Linked DNA regions of Mus musculus: region 2 is linked to region 1. A link is a loop called in an ENCODE intact Hi-C map of the cell type or tissue named here. Cell type or tissue: heart. All regions are shown on one strand. Links, peaks and the distances in the headings refer to the core of each region. The heading gives the core; the rest is flanking DNA.

The links. Peaks named below come from ENCODE experiments on the same cell type or tissue, not always from the same donor. Only the 100,000 strongest peaks of a DNase experiment are listed, where the experiment ranks them.
Region 2: a loop joins it to region 1, with 11 times the contacts of the local background. A loop is called at or near these places in 2 of 42 quality-filtered maps.

Annotation. Positions count from the first base shown.
Region 1 is chr11:4,090,055-4,101,450 of GRCm38, forward strand. It overlaps Mtfp1 (mitochondrial fission process 1), which reads right to left and starts at 5,377. Exons shown (of 4, transcript NM_026443.4): 1 at 5,162-5,377; 2 at 4,335-4,462; 3 at 3,747-3,979; 4 at 1,427-2,245. The coding sequence starts at 5,228. The coding sequence ends at 2,173. It overlaps Sec14l2 (SEC14-like lipid binding 2), which reads right to left. Exons shown (of 12, transcript NM_144520.2): 12 at 6,985-8,381. The coding sequence ends at 8,251. Gm51935 (a long non-coding RNA gene) reads left to right here. Exons shown (of 3, transcript XR_003949843.1): 2 at 2,446-2,494; 3 at 4,600-4,688. In heart, for the core only: CTCF peaks have their summits at 4,504 (motif pointing right) and 8,287 (motif pointing left); DNase peaks (open chromatin) are centred at 5,277, 6,037, 6,677, 7,267 and 2 weaker places; H3K4me3 peaks cover 3,446 bases; H3K27ac peaks cover 4,043 bases.
Region 2 is chr11:4,214,919-4,226,314 of GRCm38, forward strand. Castor1 (cytosolic arginine sensor for mTORC1 subunit 1) reads left to right here and starts at 3,307. Exons shown (of 9, transcript NM_028022.2): 1 at 3,307-3,508; 2 at 4,030-4,100; 3 at 5,190-5,374; 4 at 5,457-5,589; 5 at 5,765-5,888; 6 at 6,228-6,341; 7 at 6,506-6,588; 8 at 6,683-6,777; 9 at 6,925-7,491. The coding sequence starts at 3,396. The coding sequence ends at 7,002. It overlaps Tbc1d10a (TBC1 domain family, member 10a), which reads left to right. Exons shown (of 9, transcript NM_134023.1): 9 at 1-587. The coding sequence ends at 235. In heart, for the core only: CTCF peaks have their summits at 3,029, 4,760 (motif pointing left) and 5,714 (motif pointing right); DNase peaks (open chromatin) are centred at 1,793, 3,223, 4,603, 5,713 and 3 weaker places; H3K4me3 peaks cover 2,448 bases; H3K27ac peaks cover 2,195 bases; H3K27me3 peaks cover 1,894 bases.

The DNA of each region.
Region 1 (11,396 bases), core at 1,935-9,934:
CATGGATAGTAGCTGAGGCTTGGCACCATGAGAGGCCAGGGAAGGCCATTGGTGAGGGTGCAGCCTCCTTTGCAGTTGATGGCCCAGGATTGAAGGGGTCATGCAAAGAAGTTGAGGCTTGGCATCATGAAGAGCCTATGAGAGGCCATTGGTGACATCTAGTCAAAATGATGCCAGCATTTTGGAGATGCCAGTACTATGAGATGATCACCAAGAACAGCAGCAGCAGTGGAGTGGAATCAAGCAGAGCCTAGAGTGCTACAGAAGGCAGAGCTGGAGAAGTGACCCAAGTCCTTTGGAGCTCAGATCATGTGTGGATCCCAGACACTGAAACAAGAAGCTGTAAAGTTGAAGTTGCCTTGGAGACCCTAAAATGTTAGAGATGCCAGAGCCATGGGACACCTGTCAAGAAAAGCTGCTAACAGGGAGTGGAACCAGCCCAAGAAAAAGAAGTGTATTGCGATCATCAAAGCTGAAAGGAGTTGGACATCAGACATGGAGATGCAGACCTTGGAGTCTGTCTAGCTGGGTTTTTATCTTGGTTTGGTCCAGTATTTCCCCACTGTGACATAATGTGTATTCTGTACCATGATATGTTGGAAGTATGTGATCTTCTTTTTTATTTTGATTTTCTAGATTAGAGTTAAGTAAGTGATTACATGAGTCTTGGAAGAGACTTTGAACTTTGGACTTTAAAACAATGTTGAGACTGTGACAGACTATGGGACTTTTGAAGTTGGACTAAAAATATGTTGCATTATGCTATGGCAAGGTATGGCCCCCATAGGCTCATGTGTTTGAGCAAGTCTTTGGAGACCAGGAAGTGGAATGTGGTGGTTTGAATACACTTGGCCCATAGAGAGTGGTACTGTTAGGAGGTGTGTCCTTGTAGGAGGAAGTGTGTCACTGTGGGGATGGGCTTTGGAGGTTTCCTCCTATGCTCAGACTCCACCCATTGTGGAACAGTCAGTCTTCTGGCTACCTTTAGGTCAAGATGTAGAACTCTCAGCTCCTTCTCCAGCACCATGTCTACCTGCATGCTATTATGCTTCCTGCTATGAAAATGGACTAAATTTTTGAAACTGTAAGCCAGTCTGAATGTTTGCCTTTATAAGAGTTGCCTTGGTCATGGTGTCTGTTCAAAGCGATGAAACTCTAAGTCACCACCCCACCCACAACACAAACACCTCCCACTTCTCTCCACCTAGACCTTCATTTCTGACTCCTTTTTTCCCTTTTTCTTTTCCTTGGATCTGATATTGCTCTTGAACAGGCTTGAACACATCCCTCCCTTGTTCTCCCCATAGCCCTTCCTGCAGAGCCAGGAGACCAGCCCACTTCTCCCTCAGTTTACCTGTTCCAGAGGAAGCACTGTGCTGTGGTCGCAACCCTGCTTATCCCCAGGAAGAGGAAATGAAAAGGAGATGCCATTTTTGAAAGTTTTATTAGGTTAGCACTTGGGTTGTGATTGTCCTGCCTCTCACCAGGCCCAGCAGCTCCTGCAACAGGAACAGGCTGGCCAGAGACTCTGCCCTGAGTGTCCCAAATACTGTACCTCTGTATCTTTCCCTAAGTCGCTCAGCCACACTACCACAAAGTGACTTAGAATAGCCAGAAGACTGGCTCTCACTTGTCACATGATCTCAGTATTCCCTGCCCTCTCTGGGCCTTAGTATTCTTCTCTTCCATGGGAGGAACTAACTTTTCCATCAGAAGGTGGGCCCGGGGCTAAGAGGAACTTTAGTGAACAGAGCACTTGCTGCTCTTGCAGAAGAACCAGATTCAGTTCTCAGCACCCGCATGGGGGTTCACAAGCATCCCTAACTCCAGTCCCAGAGGGGTCTAATCACCTCTTTTAACCTCTAAGGGTTCTGCACATACATACAGACATGCAAGTAAAACACTTATACACATAAAATAAATACTTTTAAAAAAAGATTTCAAAAGACAGGCCCAGCCAGAGTTCGTTCCCACTCAGCACAACCGTGGCCACTGAGGCAGACAGAATTGGGTCCCACCTCAGAACTCACTGCCACTACTCCTCGGGGCCTTCATCTCTAAGCTCCCATCAATGTGAACCCACCCAGATGGCAGTGCCATGGACCCCAAACAGCCACGTATCCACATTCTTTGATGTGAGTGGGCCGACCCCAGGCAAGGCACAGGGCAGGGTCAGGGGGTGCTGGGCTTCTCCACTGACGGGTACAGCTTGCGCAGGCTAGAGTCCAGGAGGAAGTCCACTGACCTACAGAGAGAGAAGGCCTGGTGAGCAGGTAGCCAAGGATGAGGAGATGCAGGAAACACAAGGGCTAGGGGAAAGACTCTCGATGCATGGTACCAACAGCAACCATGTCAAGATACATTCGATTATTCTCTTCCCTTAAGGAAGTCATGCTTACACCCCTCCCCCCAAGGATAACAGCCATATTCCTTTTTTTTCTACAGCTGGAGAAATTGAGGCACAGTGGGTAAAGGACTCACCATGAGGTTCAGGGTAAGCTATGCTCCCCTCCAGCCTACCCCTGCCACCACTGAGGTGCTCCCACCCCCTCTCTTTCTCTCTCTTAGATTTTTTAAAAAATAATTTCTGTAGCTGAGCAGTGGTGGCACACACCTTTAATCCCAGCACTTGGAAAGCAGAGGCAGGTGGCAGGTGAATCTCTGAGTTTGAGGCCAGCCTGGTCTACAGAGTGAGTTCTAGGACAGCAGGGCTACACAGAGAATCCTATCTCAAAAGAACAAAACAGGGGCTGGAGAGATGGCTCAGTGGTTAAGAGCACTGACTGCTCTTCCAAAGTTCCTGAGTTCAAATCCCAGCAACCACATGGTGGCTCACAACCATCTATAATGAAATCTGACGCCCTCTTCTGGAGTGTCTGAAGACAGCTACAGTGTACTTACATATAATAATAAATAAATCTTTTTTTTTTAATTCTGTATTTTTTATGTATATGCATGTTGTGCCTGCATAAACACCTGCATGCAAGAAGAGAGCATCAGACCCCATTACAGATGGTTGTAAGCCGTGGTGTCTTTTCTGAGAATTGAACTCGGGATTTCTGGAAGAGCAGACAGTGCTGTATCCACTGAGCGTTCCCTCCAGTCTGGTCCTACCTCTAGTGCTAAAAGCAAGCACACAACACAGGGTTGGCTACTCAGAAGGACAACTGCTCATACATGGGCCCCTCATCTGAGGGAGCCAATGAGAATCTTCCTTGGCATCTTGGCTATCACTACGGAGAAGTTTTAATGGGGTGTAAGATGTTGTAAGGGACAGGACACCATGAGTCACTGGGACATGGCAGGAGAGTGAAACCCACAAGGACGGGACGGGGAGAGATGCTGAAGGATGGATGAAGGTTGGGAAGATGAAGGATGCTGTGTGGCAGTAGCGCTCAGATGCTTGGATCCAGCCGTGCGGAAAACATCCTAAGACTTTTATTTTGTATTTACCTTGCAAACTAAGTTTGACTCATGCCGATATCAGCTCCCTTCAATCCAGCACTCCTGGCTAACTCTGGCTATTTTGCAGCACTGGTCTTTATTTCTGTGAATTTACTTGACCTTTGTCCAGTACCCATAAGGCACTCTGCTTCCTTTTCTGCCGCTCTGCCGCTCTAGCTGATAAGAGCACAGATGGCCTCTCTACTTCAACCCTGCCTCTGCTGCCCCGGTTTTGTGCCCACAGTTCACAGCCTAACTCTACCTGCAGAGTGACTGGTCCCTGAGACCAGAAAGGCCCCTACCTGTCGATGGGGTGGATTATGACGGGGATGGCCAGCAGTCCAAGTGTGGTGGTGGTCCATTTGCGGACAGTCGGGGGCCAGTGGGTCATAGTACCCAAGACATAGAGAGAGGCAGCACACAGACGGTTGATGGTGAAGCCTGGGATAGCCACAGAGGCCAGAGACTGCCACACAAAGGTGTCGACCACAGCCAGGGCCATTCTGGTGTTGCGGCCTGCTTCAGGGCTTGGCACCTGAAAGGTACAAAGACATTTAGCCCAGCTGGGGCAGAGGTAGGAAACCTATAGACAGAAGCATGCCGGTGGACCAAGGAGGAAGAACATGCGGAGGTAGTAGGGTAGAAGGCAGCTGGGTGGAGGACTGGGCTGTACTACATTCAGGGTTGGGGGTGATTTGCCCACATCCAGGAGAGGTACCAACTGTCACCTCCTACCCAAATGGTTTGGTCGGGTGGGGATGAACAATCCTACAAACAAGATTAGCTTATGGACTGCACTATGAGACGCTAACGGGGATAGGGCTGTCCCCACTGCAAGACTGCATACCACCCACACTAGGATGGGTTGGAAAGGGTTAATTAACACTCACCTCTCCTGCCTTCTTGCCTTTGTCTATGGCATCGGCCAGGACATAGGAGCTGGACACACCATAGCTCAACCACACCACAGCTGCAGGAACCAGCGAGCGGAAAGCCTCCCCCACCTCATTGGCGTAGCCTGGAGGGAAAAGGCATTTAACTCTCTGGCCCTTTCCACAAGGGGGCGCTACACAGAAAGCTGCTTCTAACCCTAACCTCTTAAACTACAGTGCGGCAGGTGACCTCAGTCAAGTAACTTTACCTTTTGGTTTCTAGGCCCGCGGACTGACACCGACAATGAAGTTCATGGCTCACTGATCAAAGTCCCCAGCCGTGGTTCTGGGGATCTGCACCAGGGAGGCGACCGGAGGCCACCGAATCACTGAGGGTGGGCTCCACTGACCAGTATCAAGTGCCAGGTCTTTTAAGGCCTTACCTCAGCCCGCTCTTACAGTCAGCACCCGACAGGAGTGCCTCGCATTCAGCCCTTTTTACAGAAGAGAAAACTGAAGCTTAGGAAGAGCCTGGGAAAGGCAGACTTGCTAGGAGTCCAGATCCTCTGACGCCATGGCTAGTGCACGGTCATGGCAGAGGGCAACCCACACACTCGGTTTGTGCCTCCAGAAGAGCCCCGTGGACAGATCTGAACCAACAGGGTTGTGTGACCTTGGACAAGTCCCTAGCCTTCTCCTGAGCCCTGTCTCCAGGCCAAGCCGAATAAGAACTAAGCCCCTTTTCAGACTCCAGATCGGCAACCCGGTCCATTGCTTCCCCCCCCCCCCCGCCCCCAGCCCCTCCGGAGTGGTGGGGTCGCTGCGTCTGTCACTCCCACGCTCACCCAGGTAGCGCACCCACGTGTCCCGGTAGAGGTCGCGCTCGGCGCCCTGCCGCTGCTGCTCCGACATGACTTCCCCGGCAAGGTTGGAGTCGCTGCAGATTAGAGTCTCACCACAACTGTGTCTCCACTAGCACTTGGCTAACACCAGGCAAGAACCCGCCAGTAGTCCGAGGCTGAAGGACGGGTCCCGCTATCGCTAACGCCACTGCAGGGAGTGTCTGAAAATTGCCTTATACAACATCCAAGCCCCTCTCCTAGGCTTGGGTTTTGCAGACAGATGGTCTTGTTTTCTCTGAGCAGTTAATGCAAAACTCTCCCAGACATGACTAGTTTTTGGAGTTAAATAGGTCAGAGTTCCAATCGGAGAATGGAATCTTCTTAGGTGTGCGGCTTCTAGGAAAGGTGTATTTCTCTGAGCCGCGGTTCGTGTGTAAATGGGAGGCGTGCCAACATTCACTGCCTTAGACAGTCGCAAGGACTAATTAATTATAACAGTCATCATGTGTCCAGTAGACTCAAGTTTGCTTCCTTAAGCTCTGGCACTAGCGTAGGGTCCTACTTTACAGTAGGGAAATAGAGACACAAAGAGGACAGCCACTCTCCTGACTCATGCAACTGTTAAAATGGAAAAGGGAGCTAGGGAGTTATTACAAGGGGCAAAAGCACTCTGAATCCTCTGGGATTTCAGAGGGGCAATGCTATGGCCCCTAGAGACAAATCCTACTTGGGCCGCCTAGTAGATGTAAGCCACTTACACACACACACACACACACACCGCCCCTCCCCCCACTCCCCACCCCGGTCCCAACGACCACGTCTGTAAAGCAAAATGGGTGAGAATGGAGAGATGGCTCAGTGGTTAAGAGCGCTTACAGCTCTTCCAGAGGGCCGGAGTTCCAGTCCCAGCATCTACACGGGTGTCTCACAGCCATCTGTAACTCCATCTCGGGGGAATCTGACACTTCTGGTTTCCACAGGCAGCACCCACCTCCCCCAAACACACACACCTATACATTCACACATGAGACACACAGATAAATTCAAATAAATATGGCCTTAAATCTCTTATAAGCCAGGCATGGTGTTGCATGCTTTCATCTCAGAATGTAGGAGGCAGAAACAGGTAGTATTATGTGCGTTCGAGACCAGCCCTGTCTACACAGGGAGTTTCAGGCCTGGTTGGAGGCTACACAGTACAAAAAATATCCAGCTAGGTAAGAACAGGGTCTTATCTAGCTTTGCACAGTTCTTTTAGCTTTTTTAGATCCGAAAGGTGTATACCGACTCCCTTCGGAAGCCAGTGTTTTCAGCCCGTGTCTTCTTGAAACTTGTGGGTCACCGGGGACTGAGCCCGGCGCGGGTGGGAAGGTAGAGTGCTGGAGCGGAATTAGGAGACGGTCCCTAAAGCCACGTGACGCTAACCCTCGGCCTCCCTCCCATTTAGTACCCGCTGCGCCGGTCACCGCGGGAGAACCGCCCAACCCGTCTGGAACCACCGAATGGGGCGGGGCCTCCGCCCTCACCGTGAAGGCTCTCGGGAGCATCCGAATGCCTTGAACAAAGATGGCGGACGACGCTCACCGGCTGAACCAATCGGAAGGCAACTTGTTAGGACTTCGGAGAACGTTGTCGCGAGAGGAGAGGAAAGGGACGTTACTGTCTCTCTGTGCGTGCCTGTGTCCGAGTGTCGTGAGAGTAGAGGGGAAAGGAACAGAACATGTGTGTGTGTGTGTGTAATTTTAGCCTGCTACTTGGCATCTGAAAATTTGGGGTCTAATGTAAGAGACCGCTAGGAAGCCGGCGATGGGCAATGAATTCTGCTCTTTGCTTTGAAAATTGATCACTTTATTCATTGGTTAATGTACCTAACAGCATTGTAAACCAAGGCCAGGCTGTGCCCCTGAGATGTGTGACTAGATCCTGGGTAGCCTCGGCCCTCTCTGCTTGCCATCCCTGCACCTGCCCAGAGCTCCCTCCGCTTCCTGAGACGAGGCTGGGCCAACGCCTCGTTCAGAGGAAAAGGCAGACCCCGCAAGGGCCTGGGGCATCCTTCCTGAATTCTGGGCAGCCTGTAACCTGGCTCTCAAGTTGTGTGGGGTCAAGAGCTTTTTATTGCAAGGTCACCTGTGCCTGGCCCCCCTCTTTACCCTGGCTCAAATGTTTGCCCAGCTATGGCTACCTTCCCGGGAAACCGCCCACCCTGGCTACCTGCATCCCCAGGCAAGAGGAAGCCACTGCTGCTATTACACGCCTCCACAGAGAAGGGCCCACCAAGCCCTTGCTCCTGTCAGGAGACTGGTTCTCAGGCACTGTGGGAGACTGGACTGGGAAGTGCACTCAGTGCTGTCTCAGCCCCAATTGTCATCTTTGTGTAGGGCTGCTCAAGCGGAGGGTTACTTAGTGAGAGGCTTGGGGCCCACCCACCGCCTCCTTGGTCCTTTCCTATCTATGATCCCTGAAATTAATTACCCTTGTGCTTGTGGAGGGTTTAAACAGGCAGCCAGTGGAACCCAGGAGTTAATGAGGTTCTGGGGGGGGGGGCTGTTAGCCTTCCTTCCAGTGCTGACTTGGGTTACTCCTGAGATTGGGGGGGGGGGGGGACGAGAGACTCAAGGCTTATGACAAAAAGTTTCAAAGAGCTTTGGATACCCATCACATCTAGTGGCCTGCTACCTTGCAACCATCATTACAATCATGGAGGTTTGGTCCATGTTCATTTAGGAGCAAGTTTCTCCCCAGCAGCTGGCTTCCCTGAGTATGACATCCAATCGCTTCACTTCTTTCTAAGTTCTTCCCTGCCACCATCCTGTGTACCCTTCCCTCCCTGTCTCAGCTGTTCCTGGGCAGGTGAAGTTGGCAAAGTCTACAGGGTAGACATCATTACAGCCGGTCCCTGGAGACCCCTTAGTATTCTGACGACGAGGACCCATCTAGCTATTTATCCTCATTCTGATTCTGAACAGGAGCTCCGTCCAGTCTGAAGTCTTCCCTCCAGCCCAGTTTCTTTGGGCTAATTGGTTGCAGGAAAATGACTAAAGAAACTGACAGGAAGACATTGGGGGGGCCAGGCCTGCTGCAGGGGCGAGGTGTTATTTGGGGGTGTCTGCCCCCTGCTGGTTCATCTTCTCTTCGGCTGCTTTGTCTGGAAGCAGGACCTCCACGGTGAAACTGACTTTCTTGGCATGGATGAAGCTGTAGGTGTTGTCGAACCGCAGAACATCTGAGGAAGCAGAAAACCAAGCATTCAGGCAGTTCCCCCCAGAGGTAGAGGGTGGTGAAGGGACTGGTTTGTACTGACTGAGCAAGGTGGTGTGGTAGGAGATGGAGGCGAAAGTGGTGTAACAGCCCTTGGTCCCCTGGAACTCAGTCTGGATGAGTGTGTTCAGAAAGTGAAAACTGGTGTGAAAATGCAGAACAGGCCAAGTGAGACGCGGGACAGAGACTCACATCTGTAACAGCTTGGAAGGAAAAGGTCTCCAAGGCCAAAGTCATGGCTTTGTTACACAGGCAGAATAATGTTGGCAGCCTCAGTGCTTGTGAGGATACAGTCTATGTGTGAAACCATGGGTTTGTAGTCTATATGTGTGATCCCGTTCTTCCTCACAACTCTGAAGTCAGCAACAGTCCGACTTTAGCTCAGCTCCAAGGGTTCTAGGGCACACGGTGAGCCACAGTGGGGTTGGGCTTCCTTCTGGTTTGCATTCCTGACTGTAGTACTGTCTCGTTTGGACCCTGGGAACCCCAGCCCGTTCTGCTTCCCTGCAGACTGTATGAATCAGCTGCTTACCCTCTGGGAAGATTGACGGGACCAGGATGCTCGCTGCACGCCTGCCCATAATGACAAAAGGATGGGCTGGTCACAGAAGGAAAATTGCCCAAGGGATTTGTGCTGTAATCCATATAGGGAAACACTTTTCTGACATAAAAAGAAAGAGCTTTAGCTGGGCATGGTGGTACCCCTGTAATCCCAACACAGGAAGGTAAGGGTCAGAAGTTCAAGGGCAGCCTGTACTATATATACACTGTTTGAGTCCAGACTGGCCATATAGACAAAGGACAGGGTGTTGGGAGGAATGTCTAAGATACATGCAGAGGCTATGATAAGTGTAGAACAATTTGTAACATTTTTGTTAATTTCTGTGTAAAACCAAAACGTTTTGGCCTTTTTGTTTGTCTACACTCAGAGATCTCTGATCCTAGCACCCAGGAGTAACTCCACAGCCCTTTTGAAGGGAAGGTTTTCTCACATCCTGTGGTGAATGTGTCTGAGCAAGCACTTGCCAGGCTTGTTATGGAAATGTGTCTCTGAAGGGACAGACACCCTTTGGTAGGCTGGCAGGTGAGAAGGCTGTTAGCTGTGCTTTCCTCTGGGAAGAGGGTGGACTCAGTTGGCAGAGACAGCTTCTAAGCCCTGGCAGTTGAACAGGCTTGCTTTCATTCTCAGCCTGTCTCTTTGCAAGCTTGTTCCATTTCACTCAAATGCCCCTTCAAGACAGCTAAACACAGAACAAAAGCAGCAGGGCCTCCCTTCTGGGCCGCTTTCTGGCTTTCTTGACGTCTTCCCCTCTTCTCACCCCTGGATAGATTGCATGAGGCGGGTAGTTAGCACAGCACCTACAGACTCCTAGTCCCTCGTCTCTGCAAGGGGCCCTGCAGATGCCCTACTCTTTCCTCTTGGTTCTGATGACAGCCTTGGCAACCCAAGTTCACTGTACTGTGATCTCCTTAGACCAGCACTGAGATGCAAGGGCCTTACAGCAGGCACAGAGGAAGGGGCTGTCACTGCCACTCCAGCATCCGAATGTCTCAGTGTGACACTAGTCATGTACTCACAGGCTCATGGAGACCCAAGGGAAAGATGCTGTTCCTTAGGGACGCAGAACAAAAGGTATCCTCTTGCCCTCCCATGTTTGTAGTGGAAAATGTCTAAATTACAGGTCTAGAGCCAGAGGTTTGGGTTAGAGCTCTTGCCTAGCATGCAGGGAGCTCTGGGTTGAGTTCCTGCTGCTTCATAATTACTCTATTCACATTGGCTTCCTTTTGTTTTCCTTATATTCCAGATAGAGTATTGATTTTAAAGCTGTATGTAGGGGGCTGGGGAGATGGCTTAGCGGTTAAGAGCACTGACTGTTCTTCCGAAGGTCCTGAGTTCAAATCCCAGCAACCACATGGTGGCTCACAACCATCTGTAATGAGATCTGGCGCCCTCTTCTGGAGTGTCTGAAGACAGCTACAGTGTACTTAAAGCATACAATAAATAAATCTTTAAATTAAAAAAAAGTTGTATGTAGGTGTGTTACATTATCTCTGAGTTTCATTTCAGAATAGTAATGGGGACAGTAGACACTGTAGGAAGGAAATGTTGGTTCTTGGATTCAGAACTACTTCTCTGGGGTTACCTGGCCCTCAGAAGCACGGCCCTCCCACCTAATCCATGGTCTCTACAACCTTGCCTCCAAATGACACCCGGTCCTACCTCTCCTCCCATGCTGCCTTTCCATCTGGGAAGGGGAACTTTATGCTGTGGCCTGACTCTGCTCCTCCATCAAATAAGCAGACCCCAGGCAGGTAAGCGATCTTGCAGGGAACAGATCCAAGGAGGAGGAAAGTCAGCAAATAAGCAGACCCCAGGCAGGTAAGCGATCTTGCAGGGAACAGATCCAAGGAGGAGGAAAGTCAGCAAATAAGCAGACCCCAGGCAGGTAAGCGATCTTGCAGGGAACAGATCCAAGGAGGAGGAAAGTCAGCAAATAAGCAGACCCCAGGCAGGTAAGCGATCTTGCAGGGAACAGATCCAAGGAGGAGGAAAGTCAGCAAATAAGCAGACCCCAGGCAGGTAAGCAATCTTGCAGGGAACAGATCCAAGGAGGAGGAAAGTCAGCAAATAAGCAGACCCCAGGCAGGTAAGCAATCTTGCAGGGAACAGATCCAAGGAGGAGTAAAGTCAGCAAATAAGCAGACCCCAGGCAGGTAAGCGATCTTGCAGGGAACAGATCCAAGGAGGAGTAAAGTAAATTGAGGATTTGCAGTTCCATCCTGGTTGTATTGAAAGCTGTTTATCCTTCAGATACGAGAGAGAAGCAACTGAGTTGGAGCCCTCCAGCCCCTCCATGGCCTTTGGGGAAGCACTTCCTTGATCTGAGACTCTTATCACATCAAGGATAAATGTCTTGTTTCTTGGACGGTCTGTGGCTAGGAGCCTCTAGTATCCTCTCTTAGTGTCTACACTAGTAAC
Region 2 (11,396 bases), core at 1,602-9,601, 120 kb after region 1:
TAAGCCGCACAAGCAGGCCCAGAAGGAGCAGAAGCGGACAAAGACCAGTGCGCAACTGGACAAGTCCCCAGGCCTCAGTCAAGCCACAGTGGTGACTGCTGCAGGAGATGCATGTCCTCCTCAGGGTGTGTCCCCAAAGGACCCGGTCCCCCAGGACCCTACTCCTCAGAACTTAGCCTGCCACCATTCCCAGGAGAGCCTGACCTCCCAGGAGAGTGAGGACACCTACTTGTAACCCCGGGAGCTCAGGCCTCCGCGGGGGTCTTCTCACGTCTTACACGGTTCAAAGACTGACAACACTCCAGGTCCTCTGCGCCTGAGGAGCCAACTGCTTGGCCCGTGGGCTGGGATAGGATCTGGCTGGTCCAGTACAGAGTCTGCCTGGGCCTCCTTATTTATTTTCTCTTGAGTTGAGCTGGTCCAGCCAGCACAGGCAGAAGCTGTGGCCAAAGGGGTTGGGTCTCAGCCCCATCCTTCTGGGGAGATGTTACCCAGGGGTAGGGTGCTGGCATGCGGGGAGGCGGTGGGGTACTCTTTGTGTAAAATAGATATATGGTTTTGTACGGAAATAAACAGGCTTGTGTATAGAGCTGTGTATAGTTAGGACCCAAAGGGCTATCGCCCTTCATCCCGGGAGCCCCCCTGAAACATACAGGAGCACGGAGTCCAGAGCCAATTACTGTTCTTGGCTCTTCTCTCTCGACCCATCTTTCTTCCATGTTCACCTCTACACAGAAGAGTCAGTCCAGGCTAAAGCCCACCACTGGGCAGAACAGGAAATAGTCCCCAAGGCCTTGCTCTGTGCTTCTTTATTGGGGATTGGGGGTAAGATCCTGAAGAGGTAGCTAAAGGCTCCAAGGCCAGACCTAGATGCTGACCATAGCAGGGAGTAGGGAGAAACAGACTTGGAGGAGCTTCCAGGCGTTGCCTGGGCCTAGGCTGCATTGTCCTGGTACAGCTGGGAATACTGAGTCTGGAGAGGCGAATGGTTACCTGAGGTTCAGGGCAGCTTCACATTCTCTGCCTCCTGCTTCTCAGCCCTGTGGCTCTCCACTCTGTCCACACTTGCCGTGGTGAGATGAGGAGCTCACTTAAGACCCCAGTTAACTTGTGAGCACTCACACAGTATCAGGGGCTGCCGCCAGGGCAAGGTACTGCAGGCGCCTGACACAAGCCTCCACCAAAGAAAGACAGGTGAGGGGAGAAGTGGGCCTCCTTGATAAAGCGCTACTTTCTGTTGGCTGACACGGTCCACATGCCAGGCTGGGCTTGTGTCTGACATAAGAGGAGTTCAATGTCCTCCTCCTCCAAGTGCCACATTTGCACCCAAGCCCCTCACCCAAGTGAGCAGAGGGCGGTGGAGGGTCAGGCAGGTGCTCAGCTACAACCTGATAGTTGGCGGTGAGGAGAACAGGGTGTCCCTGGGAGAGGCCCCCCTTCTGCTGAGGAAGCAGCTTTTCTAGTCAAACAATAGTGGTTGTTCCTGGCCTGAGACCAAGCTGGGCCAGACCATAGCAGGGGACAGGGAGGGAGGGACAGACTCACAGGGAGCTTTTAGGCATTGCCTGGGCCTAGCACGTGTTGTCCTGGTACAACTGGGGAGACTGAGGCTAGAAAGGCAAACGGTTACCAGAGACTCTGGGCAGCTTGCACACTCTCCACCTCCTGCCTCTCACTCCTGTGGTTTCCTACTCTGTTCACACTTGCTGTGGTGAAATGGGCTCAGCCTTTGAAAAGCACCCCCCAACCCCCTTAGTTCTCCAGGGGACAGGCCAGGATGTGACGGCTGCACACTGTTCCATGAGAATTATCTGGAGCTAGCAAAGCCAGGAACAGGACTGAGCCCAGCTTCCTTCTGCCTGTGATGCAGGGTCTGGAGCATCAAGTCCTGCGTGGGCCTGTTGGGTCTTGATCACACCCAAGGCCTGCTTTAAACTACCTTGTTTAAAGCCTCCAACCTGAAGCCGAGTGTCTGGGCCAAACAAGGGCCCTTTGGAGCATGCCCCATCCTGCCGTGAAATCAACCTGTGCTTGCTCGTTTCTGCTCAGCCTTGGGGTTTTCTTAAACCTTGATCACTGGGGTGTCTGCCAGTGCTTAGGGGCCTTCTTGGATCTGTAGCTAATTTAGATGTGTTCAGGCCAGTTGAGTTCTGCAAATGATGAGACGCTTTAAGAAAACTTCAACAGGGAGGTCTCTGGTTTGATACCCAGGGAACCTCAAATACTATGGCCTGTCCCCTCAGTGTCTGAGCCCTGGGCATTCTCACTTCAGGTACTTAGGGTTGTCCCTGGAATAAGATTCAGAATCTAGGGGTAAGGGCTGGAGAGATGGCTCAGCAGTTAAGAGCACTGACTGCTCTTCCGAAGGTCCCGAGTTCAAATCCCAGCAACCACGTGGTTCACAACCATCCGAAATGAGATCTGATACCCTCTTCTGGTGTGCCTGAAGACACAGTATACTTACATATAATAAATAAAATTTAAAAAAAGATTCAGAGTCCATAGTATGTTGCTTAGACAGGAGAGGAGGACCCTTTTTCGGTTCCTCCCCTCAGTGGGGAGCATTCTATTTCAGAAGTTGTTTGACTAAAAACTGCCACACCGGCCAGGTTTTGCTGGTCGAAACAACAACAAGATAGGGTTGCAGTACTATCAAACCAACCTTGGGCACCCCATTCTTAGGGATCTTTAGTCCTTACTGTCCTTGTCAGCTCTGCAGTCCCTGCCCCCTACCCCCGGCAATAAAAGGAAGATAGGCTCCAACTCAGCTGTTCCGCGGGTCTCCAGCCTAACCTCCCCACTCCGGAGATTTATGGACAGCTCTGGCCCCAACAGAGCTCCAGCCCGGCTTCCAGCCTTCCTACAGTCCAGACAGGGTTTTTCTGTGTAGTTCTAGCTGTCCTGGAAGTCACTCTGTAGACTAGTCTGGCCTCGAACTCACAGAGATCTGCCTGCCTCTGCCTCCCTAGTGCTGGGATTAAAGATACACACTTACCACCGCCAGGCTCTGCGTTTTAGTGGCTTTAACCATAAAGCCCACGTGCGAGCCTGGAGGATAGACAGGGAGGGGACCAGGAGCTTCCAGCACGTTCCCAAACCCAACACAGCGGGCGTCCAGCGGAAAGGGCGTGTCTGGGGCGTGTCCTTGAAGGACTCAGATGGGTGAGGGCTAGAAGAGTGGCTTTGGCAGAGTTTGAAGGCAGCCCGCAGCGCCCGGTAGGCAGGGCTCAGGAGGAGGCGTGGCCACTTCACAGTGGCTGTGGGGCGTGGCCGCCGAAGTGTGGATCCCTGGCTGGGCGGACCGGTAGCGGGCGGTGCTTCTTTAAGCCCGGCGCCACCGCATCGCCTCCTGCCTAGGTCTCGCTGGCGGCCAGGCCGGGGCTGCCGTATCTGCGATGGAACTTCACATCCTAGAGCACCGGGTGCGAGTACTGAGCATTGCCCGTCCGGGCCTCTGGCTCTACACCCACCCGCTCATCAAGCTGCTCTTCCTGCCCTGTCGCAGTCGGTGCGCACCCGGGTTCACGAGCGCAGGTCGGGCGGGTGGAGGCTCCTCTGCCCCTCTGGGCCAGGGGCGGAGGACTAGAGTCGCCGCGAAGCAGCGGGTACCGGGTGGGGACGCTAGCCACTCTGGCCATCATCCAGCCTGGGCCTTACCCTTTCTGCGACGCCGCCTATCCGGCCCGGAGGGCCCCGCTCCCAGGGCTTGTCAAGGTGCAAACTGCCTGGAGTAGGCAGTGTAGTGGGGGCATGTGTTCCTTGGCAGGCTGTAGCCCCTTTCTAGTCTCCTCACGTTAACTTTTGAGAGTTGTCCAGGGGGACCCAAAGCCTTCCACTTCTGTGGAATGGAGGGGAGATCCCAAATATGGGATCTAGACTCATTGATCCAAGGAAGAGAGTGAGGCCCGAGTGCGGGTCCGGAAGGCTCCTGGTGGGGGGTCCTTTAGTGCTGCTGGAGCAGACTTCATTTGCTGTCTCCATTCCATTCACTCTAGGCTGAAAGTCTTCCCACCCCTTCCCTCCTCCTAGGTGCAAGTTCTTCAGCCTGACTGAGACTCCGGAAGATTACACTCTCATGGTGGATGAGGAGGGCTTTAAAGGTCGGAACTGGTTCCTTGTTTGCCTCTAAGCAGTATTCTTACTAAGTTTAGGGATCCAGCTTCCCAGAGAGCTTAGACCCCAAAGGAATATAGGTCCGGGTTCAAACCTTCCATCACTCACTGAAGTACTGTGTGGGATGGAGTCGTGACCGTTTGACAAAATTTGTGAGAGTTTTATAAACGTAAAACCCACACGGAGCTGAATATGAGTCCCAGGCCAGCACAGGTGGCCATGGTGTCTCACAGTTTTAGGGGAAAATAAAGGGGTTCCTGCAGCTGTTTTACCCTGAACATTATTTCTTCTTGGACTTGTCTCCCCAGTGGAAAGCAGCCCCTCCCTTACTGGCTTGGGAAGCCTAGGCGGCTGAGAGTTAGGGAAGGAATGCAGGGGCAGGCAGCAAGCCCAGAGCAGGGTCCAGGGCCTCCTGGCTGAGTCTGAGTGAACAACAGCTACCCTGGCCCTTGTCCCTGTTCAGGACTGGGACCGGGGAAATGACTTCTGGCTTCCATGTCTGCCTGCTTGCCCCATCCTCTAAGGCCTGGAGTCTCAAGCTAGCCACCTAGAGTTTGGCTGAGCCTCCCTCCCTAAGGACTTAGATTCCCTGTTCTGTAGGGAAATCTGTCTGCAAGGGAGCTTTCCCATCAGTTGGTCACTGGGTGCCCTCTGGTGGTGCTTTGAAGCCCATGAAGTCCATTTTGCAGATAGGAAACAGACTAAATGGTGTTTGTAATCCCAGCACATAGGAGGCTGTGGCAATAAGATCAGTTTAAGTTAAATCTCAGCTTAATCTACATTGTAAAGGCGCTGTCTCAAAGCAAACAAAACGCCCCAAAACACACTTGTCTCACACAGCAAAATGGTGTAAAAAGAAAAAAGAAAAAGAAAAATCTGGGCCTTGAATCTAGTTGTGAGTTTGGAGTAGTAATGCTCACTGAGAATGCTCGCATGATGCACACCAAGGTAGAAACGATAGGAACCGGCCCTGAGCTCTGAGTCTGTCAGGAAACAGATCTGATGGGCAAGGTTTAAACAGAGAAACTGAGAGGCGGAGAGAGCTGACTAACCAGGCATGTACCTCCTGCCCACAGAGCTACCCCCATCCGAGTTCCTGCAAGTGGCTGAGGCCACATGGCTGGTGATGAACGTATCTCACAGTGGCTCCGTGGTGCAGGCTGCTGGAGTAACCAAGATTGCCCGGTCTGTCATTGCCCCGCTGGCTGAACACCATGTGTCTGTTCTGATGTTGTCCACATACCAGACAGACTTCATCCTGGTGGGTTTTGGGCAGGTGCTAATGCAGGTCATACGCAGAGGGACCTGGTGTTGCGTAATATGTGTCCTTTGCCTTGACCCAGGTACGGGAGCAGGACCTGTCTGTGGTGATCCACACACTGGCCCAGGAGTTCCAAATCTACCGTGAAGTAGGCGGGGAGCCTGTGCCCGTTACTGGAGACGATTCCAGCAATGGCTTTCCCCAGATCCAGCACGGTGAGGTCTGCCCGCCAGCACCCAGATTTAAGTGGGACCTTTTCCCACGGGAGGGCTTGTCTTTTAAAAGGGTGCAAAACACTCTCACTGTATGAGATGGGCTAGCCTTTCCTTGACCTGCCACCAGGGGTCGCCCCAGTCCAAGATAACCTTGTGGCCCCTGTCTCCTGAGCAGGGCCCAGTCCCACGGTGCATCCCATTCAGAGCCCTCAGAACCGCTTTTGTGTCCTCACACTGGACCCTGAGACACTGCCGGCTGTCGCCACCACCCTCATCGATGTCCTCTTCTACTCCCACAGGTGGGTCATGCGTGCACGTGATCTCTGCCTCCCACTACTGTTTCCTGCCCTCTGCCTTTTGTCTCATCCCTTCTGTTACTCTGTGTCATGCTCAGTGCCTTAGGGTTCTGACAGCCTGTTAGGCCTCAGCCAGAGGTGTCGGCAGAGCCACTTCCCAGCCATATACTCCCAATCCGGCTCTCCCTCTGCTCAAGGCCTCTGGCCGTTGGGGCTTATCCCTCAGGAAATCAGGGGTCTCTCACAATGAAGTAAGAGATTCAAGGGCCTTCCCAGAGCTGTCCGGCTCCTCCTCTGTGGTCTGCTCGTTAGGTAATGTTCCCTGCCATCATATCTCTTAAGTGTCCCCAAGGAAGCGGCCTCGGGCGGTCCTGAATCAACGTCCATTCCGTTCTTCGCTTTCTCCCTCATCGAGGGGTACATCTCCATTGTCATGGATGCAGAGATCCAGAGAAAGTATGTAACTCCTTCCTTAATTCTCCATAGACCACAGACCCTCAGCCAGCCTCAGGGAAGGTGGGGGAGGGGTGCCAGGTTCCGAGGTTAGCAGGACAGGCCCTATGGGTCAGGCTAGATGGGGGTGCGTGAAGTGCCTTTCCCATCACCCACTGCTTCCCCAGGTTCCCCAGTGACCTCCTGCTGACCAGTTCTTCTGGGGAGCTGTGGAGGATGGTGCGCATCGGGGGACAGCCCCTGGGCTTCGGTGAGGTCCACTCACTCCCTGGGGGGGGCGGGGAGGGCAAGCCTGTGGGTCTTCACAGCATCTAAGGTAAGCCACCCGTGTCTCCAACCCTCAGATGAATGTGGGATTGTGGCCCAGATTGCGGGTCCCCTGGCGGCTGTTGACATCTCTGCTTACTACATCAGCACATTCAACTTTGACCATGCGCTGGTGAGGACCTGGCTGGGACGGAGGTTCCAGCAAGCACACTGAGGTCCCTTGCGGGGGGAGGGGGGGGGCAGCATCACAGCTAGTTTAGGGGGTCGGGCATCCCTGGCCAGAGTTAGCCTGGCGTTTCATGCTGTACACTCCCTCCAGGTTCCTGAAGACGAGATCGGCTGTGTCATTGATATTCTCCAGCGAAGGCAGGAAAGCCAGGCTTCCAAGGACCCATAGGGAAGCACCAGACCCCCAGCATTCCCGTAAAGCCCCCCGGGGCTCCAGAAACTTTTCTGAGCTTCAGAACAAGTCCCTGGTCCTGCCAAGGGATCCTGGTTCTGCTGTCTGTCTGTCAGCTGTATGGAGCTGGGACTCGTGGCCATGCCTGGTTCTGCTGTCTGTCTGTCAGCTGTATGGAGCTGGGACTCGTGGCCATGCCTGCCCACAAAAGATACCTTGGTGCTTGGGGCTTAGATCCCCGACCCAACATTTTCTATGTGACCTCAGCAATGCACAGAGCCTGCTTGCCTGCAGCTGGAGCCGCCTCTCCCCTGGCTAAGGCTCACATCCCCGGGCCGGGCTCTGACCTCCAGCCTGCACTGCTTTCCTAGCCAGATGAGTTCAGCAGTGCACTCCCTTCGCGGGACTCCGAAGGAAGAATTAAATCTCACTTTTATTTTCATGACTGTTTATATAAATAAAAGACTTGCGGATTTGTGCCCTCTGGTTCTGAGTGACAGCTGGCGTCATGTCTTGGTCTCTCCCAGACTTGTCCCCCCGTCCTTGGCTTTTCAAGCAGTTTATGTATGTGACAAATGAGGAACTGAAGCCTCCAGCACATTTGTGACTAAGTCATGTGGTTCATCTCTAAAGTAGAGCGTCTCTTAATTCGTAGTTACTTACAGAACAACCTAGAGAGTTCCCCACACTGGGAGAAATTCCCCTGTCCCTCTTACCTAAGAGTCCCCTGGCTGGATCCTGGAGAACCTATCCAGGAGGTCTCAAAGCACCTTTCTCCAAGGCTGCTGTCTGCAACCCACGGGCCTTGCCTGAATGCTTATGCCCCTCTTACGGAGAAGTCACACACTTTATGACACTTGGAATAGTGGCCAGCCAGGCCTTTTGGGGTTTTTTTGTTTTTTTGTTTTTTTTTTGAGACAGGGTTTCTCTGTGTAGCCCTGGCTGTCCTGGAACTCACTTTGTAGACCAGGCTGGCCTCCAACTCAGAAATCCGCCTGCCTCTGCCTCCCAAGTGCTGGGATTAAAGGCATGTGCCACCACGCCCGGCTTTTAATGGATTACTTTTTTTTTGGTTTTGGTTTTGGTTTTTTGGTTTTTCAAGACAGGGTTTCTCTGTATAGCCCTGGCTGTCCTGGAACTCATTATGTAGACCAGGCTGGCCTCGAACTCAGAAATCCAACTGCCTCTGCCTCCCAAGTGCTGGGATTAAAGGCGTATGCCACCACGCCCAGCATAAATCTTTTTTTTTTTTTTTTTTTTTTTTGAGACAAGGGTTTCTCTGTGTAGCTCTGGCTGTCCTGGAACTCACTTTGTAGAGCAGGCTGGCCTTGAACTCAGAAATCCGCCTGCCTTTGCCTCCCAAGTGCTAGGATTAAAGGCGTGCACCACCACTGCCCCAGCCAGGCCTTTTGCTGCTGAGGTGCAGGGCTATTCGGGCAGACGGGACCCTAGAACCCGATGGAGTCCTCCTTATCCTCTATTGCTATGTACCTGGGCACATCTGGGCCTGGATTTTTCTGTCATGGGGCCTCCCACTCAGTAAGATCAGGACTCCATTGCAGGGGCCAGGGCTGCACACATGCCCTGGGAGGTTATCAGGGACCTTCAGCTCAGCCCCGCCCATGCTCGGGGGGGGGGGGGGGGGGGGGAAGAAGGGTGTGACTTCTGTGTACCCAGGTCATGGTGAGTCCCTAGAAAAGCAACCACACAGGCAGTCTTCTGGCAGGATGCCCACCTGGCTCAGAGGACCCCCTCCCCCAAGGCTAGAGCCTCAGGTTGCAGATCAGATGAGCCTAGAGCACAGCCCGGCATGGTGAGTGCGTGGTGAGAGGCCTCAGTTTCCCCATGTGCAGGAATCAATTCCTTCCGGGACCCTGGGAGGGAGTATTTCTTTGGAGTTTGTCTGTGGTTGGGAGTGGGATGGAGAAGTCCTGTCTCCTGTAATAGGGAAATAGTGTAAGCAGGCTTGGGGGTGGGCAGCCTGCACTGGAGGTGGGCCAGGACTTCCAGGGCTGCTCAGCAGGAGGCAGGAGCAGGAGGTGGATTTGTCTGTTGCTAGCACTGCTGCATAGCACACGGAAAGCTGCTTCTCTCACTGACCTCCGCTCTGGCCTCTGGGGAAGAAGGGCTGTTAAGATGATGAGCTGTTGATTCACACATGATAGTCTTGTCCTCATTTTGCATAGGGGGAAATGAAGCCCAGAGAGTGACTTGTTTAAGGTCACCACACAGGGATAACAAAGTAGAAAACAAAATAGAATTCTAGAAGGGTCTGGGCTGAGAGGGAGGGAGGGAGGGAGGGAGAGAGAGAGAGAGAGAGAGAGAGAGAGAGAGAGAGAGAGAGAGAGAGAAACTGACTTTAAGCTGAGCCCTGTAGGGTGGGTAAGATTTTGCAAGACCCCTTGTAATCCCAGCTGTCTGCATTGGTGGCTGGGTGTCTGCTGCTGGTGACCGTAATTGTGTGGGCAGGCACGAGAGGTCTGGCCCTGTCTCCTCTCTGACCCTGGGCTGGACAGAGTGGAGATATTGAGCAATGACCCCTGTCTGTGTCACTTTCCCAAGAGGATCATGGTGTTGGGGTTCTGAGCCATGAGTACCAGTTCTAGGGGTGTCCAGAACTTCTTTTTAGGGGGTTAGTTGTGGCATCATGTAGATGTGGGTGCTGTGTGTATGTGTGTATGTATGTGCAAGTGTGTGAGTATGTGTGTGAGTGTATGTGTGTTTGTGTGGGCACTTGTGTGAGTGTGTGTATGTGAGTGCATGAGTATGAGTGTAGATGTGAGTGTATGTATGTGTGAGTGTGTGTATATGTGAGTGTGTAAGTGTATGTGTGAGTGTGTGTGAGAGAGAGACTGTGTGTGTGTGAGTGTGTGTGTGTGTGTGTGTGTGTGTGTGTGTGTGTGCTGGGGATCTCTTTGGTGCTTACATGATAACGTGCCCTCTGCCCCTATTGCTTTTCTCCAGAACCCTGTATCCCATGGAAGTGCTGGCCTGTGGCTCTCCTGCTGCTCCAGCTCTCCTTGTTGCCGCCATCTCCCCCACTGTCTCCTTTCCTGCTGCCCCAAAGCAAGCGCTTTCTACCTAGACCCGAAAATGCCACCCACTTTCCAGTCCCTCCCTCCCCCATTGCCTCACAGCACTTTCTGGGTGTTCTTCTTCCTGGTCTCCTGGGACCAGTGCCTCAGTTTCCCTGTCCTATCACTGCACCTGTGAGTTGTCCCCCACATGTCTCCTGTGGAGCACGGCCCCACAGCTGAATTCCTTCTCCTTAGGAAGATGAGGTGGGGGCTCCCACTTATGCATACAACCTTGGAGAACCTCTTGACTTTCCTGAGGTGTCTGAGTGTCTCCCTCCCTCTCTCCTGCATCTTTCCTTCTCCCTCCACCCTTCTTCTCTTCCCAGGGCCTCTCCCTTGCTGAGCTTCCCCAACCTTGCTGTGATCTGAAGCTCTTCCTTAGTTTCCTTCTTGGTGTGTGTGTGCTTGCATGAACATGGGAGTATGTGTGTGTGGTGTGCTTGCATGAACATGGGAGTATGTGTGTGTGCTTGCATGAACATGGGAGTGTGTGGGTGTGCTTGCATGAACATGGGAGTGTGTGGGTGTGCTTGCATGAACATGGGAGTGTGTGTGTGTGCTTGCATGAACATGGGAGTATGTGTGTGTGGTGTGCTTGCATGAACATGGGAGTATGTGTGTGTGCTTGCATGAACATGGGAGAATGTGTGTGTGGTGTGCTTGCATGAACATGGGAGTATGTGTGTGTGCTTGCATGAACATGGGAGTATGTGTGTGTGTGCTTGCATGAACATGGGAGTATGTGTGTGTGCTTGCATGAACATGGGAGTATGTGTGTGTGCTTGCATGAACATGGGAGTATGTGGGTGCAGGGATGCACATCTCTGTGAAGGAAAGAGGTCAAAGTCAGGTGGCTTCCTTTATGGCTTGCCACCTCATTTTTGAGATAGGGTCTTTCACTGAATCTAGAGCATGTTCTTGCTGGCCTGGCTGACCAGTGAGCCCATGGAACATGCCTGTCTTTGACCCCCCAGTCCTAGGGCTTAAGATGGCCTCCAGCATGCCCGGCTTTCACATGATGCAGGGATCTGACCTTAGGATATCATGCTGGCACAGCATACACTTCACTACCACGGCTGTCTCCTTGGTTCCCTAACTTTAAAAAAAAAAGTTGTCTGTTTTTTTGTTTTTTTGTTTTTTTTTTCTGAGACAGGGTTTCTTTGTATAACTCTGGCTCTGTCCTGGAACTCACTTTGTAGACCAGGCTGGCCTCGAACTCAGAAATCTGCCTGCCTCTGCCTCCTGAGTGCTGGGATTAAAGGCGTGCACCACCACCGCCTGGTCTATTCTATCTTTATGAGTGTGCCTGCATGC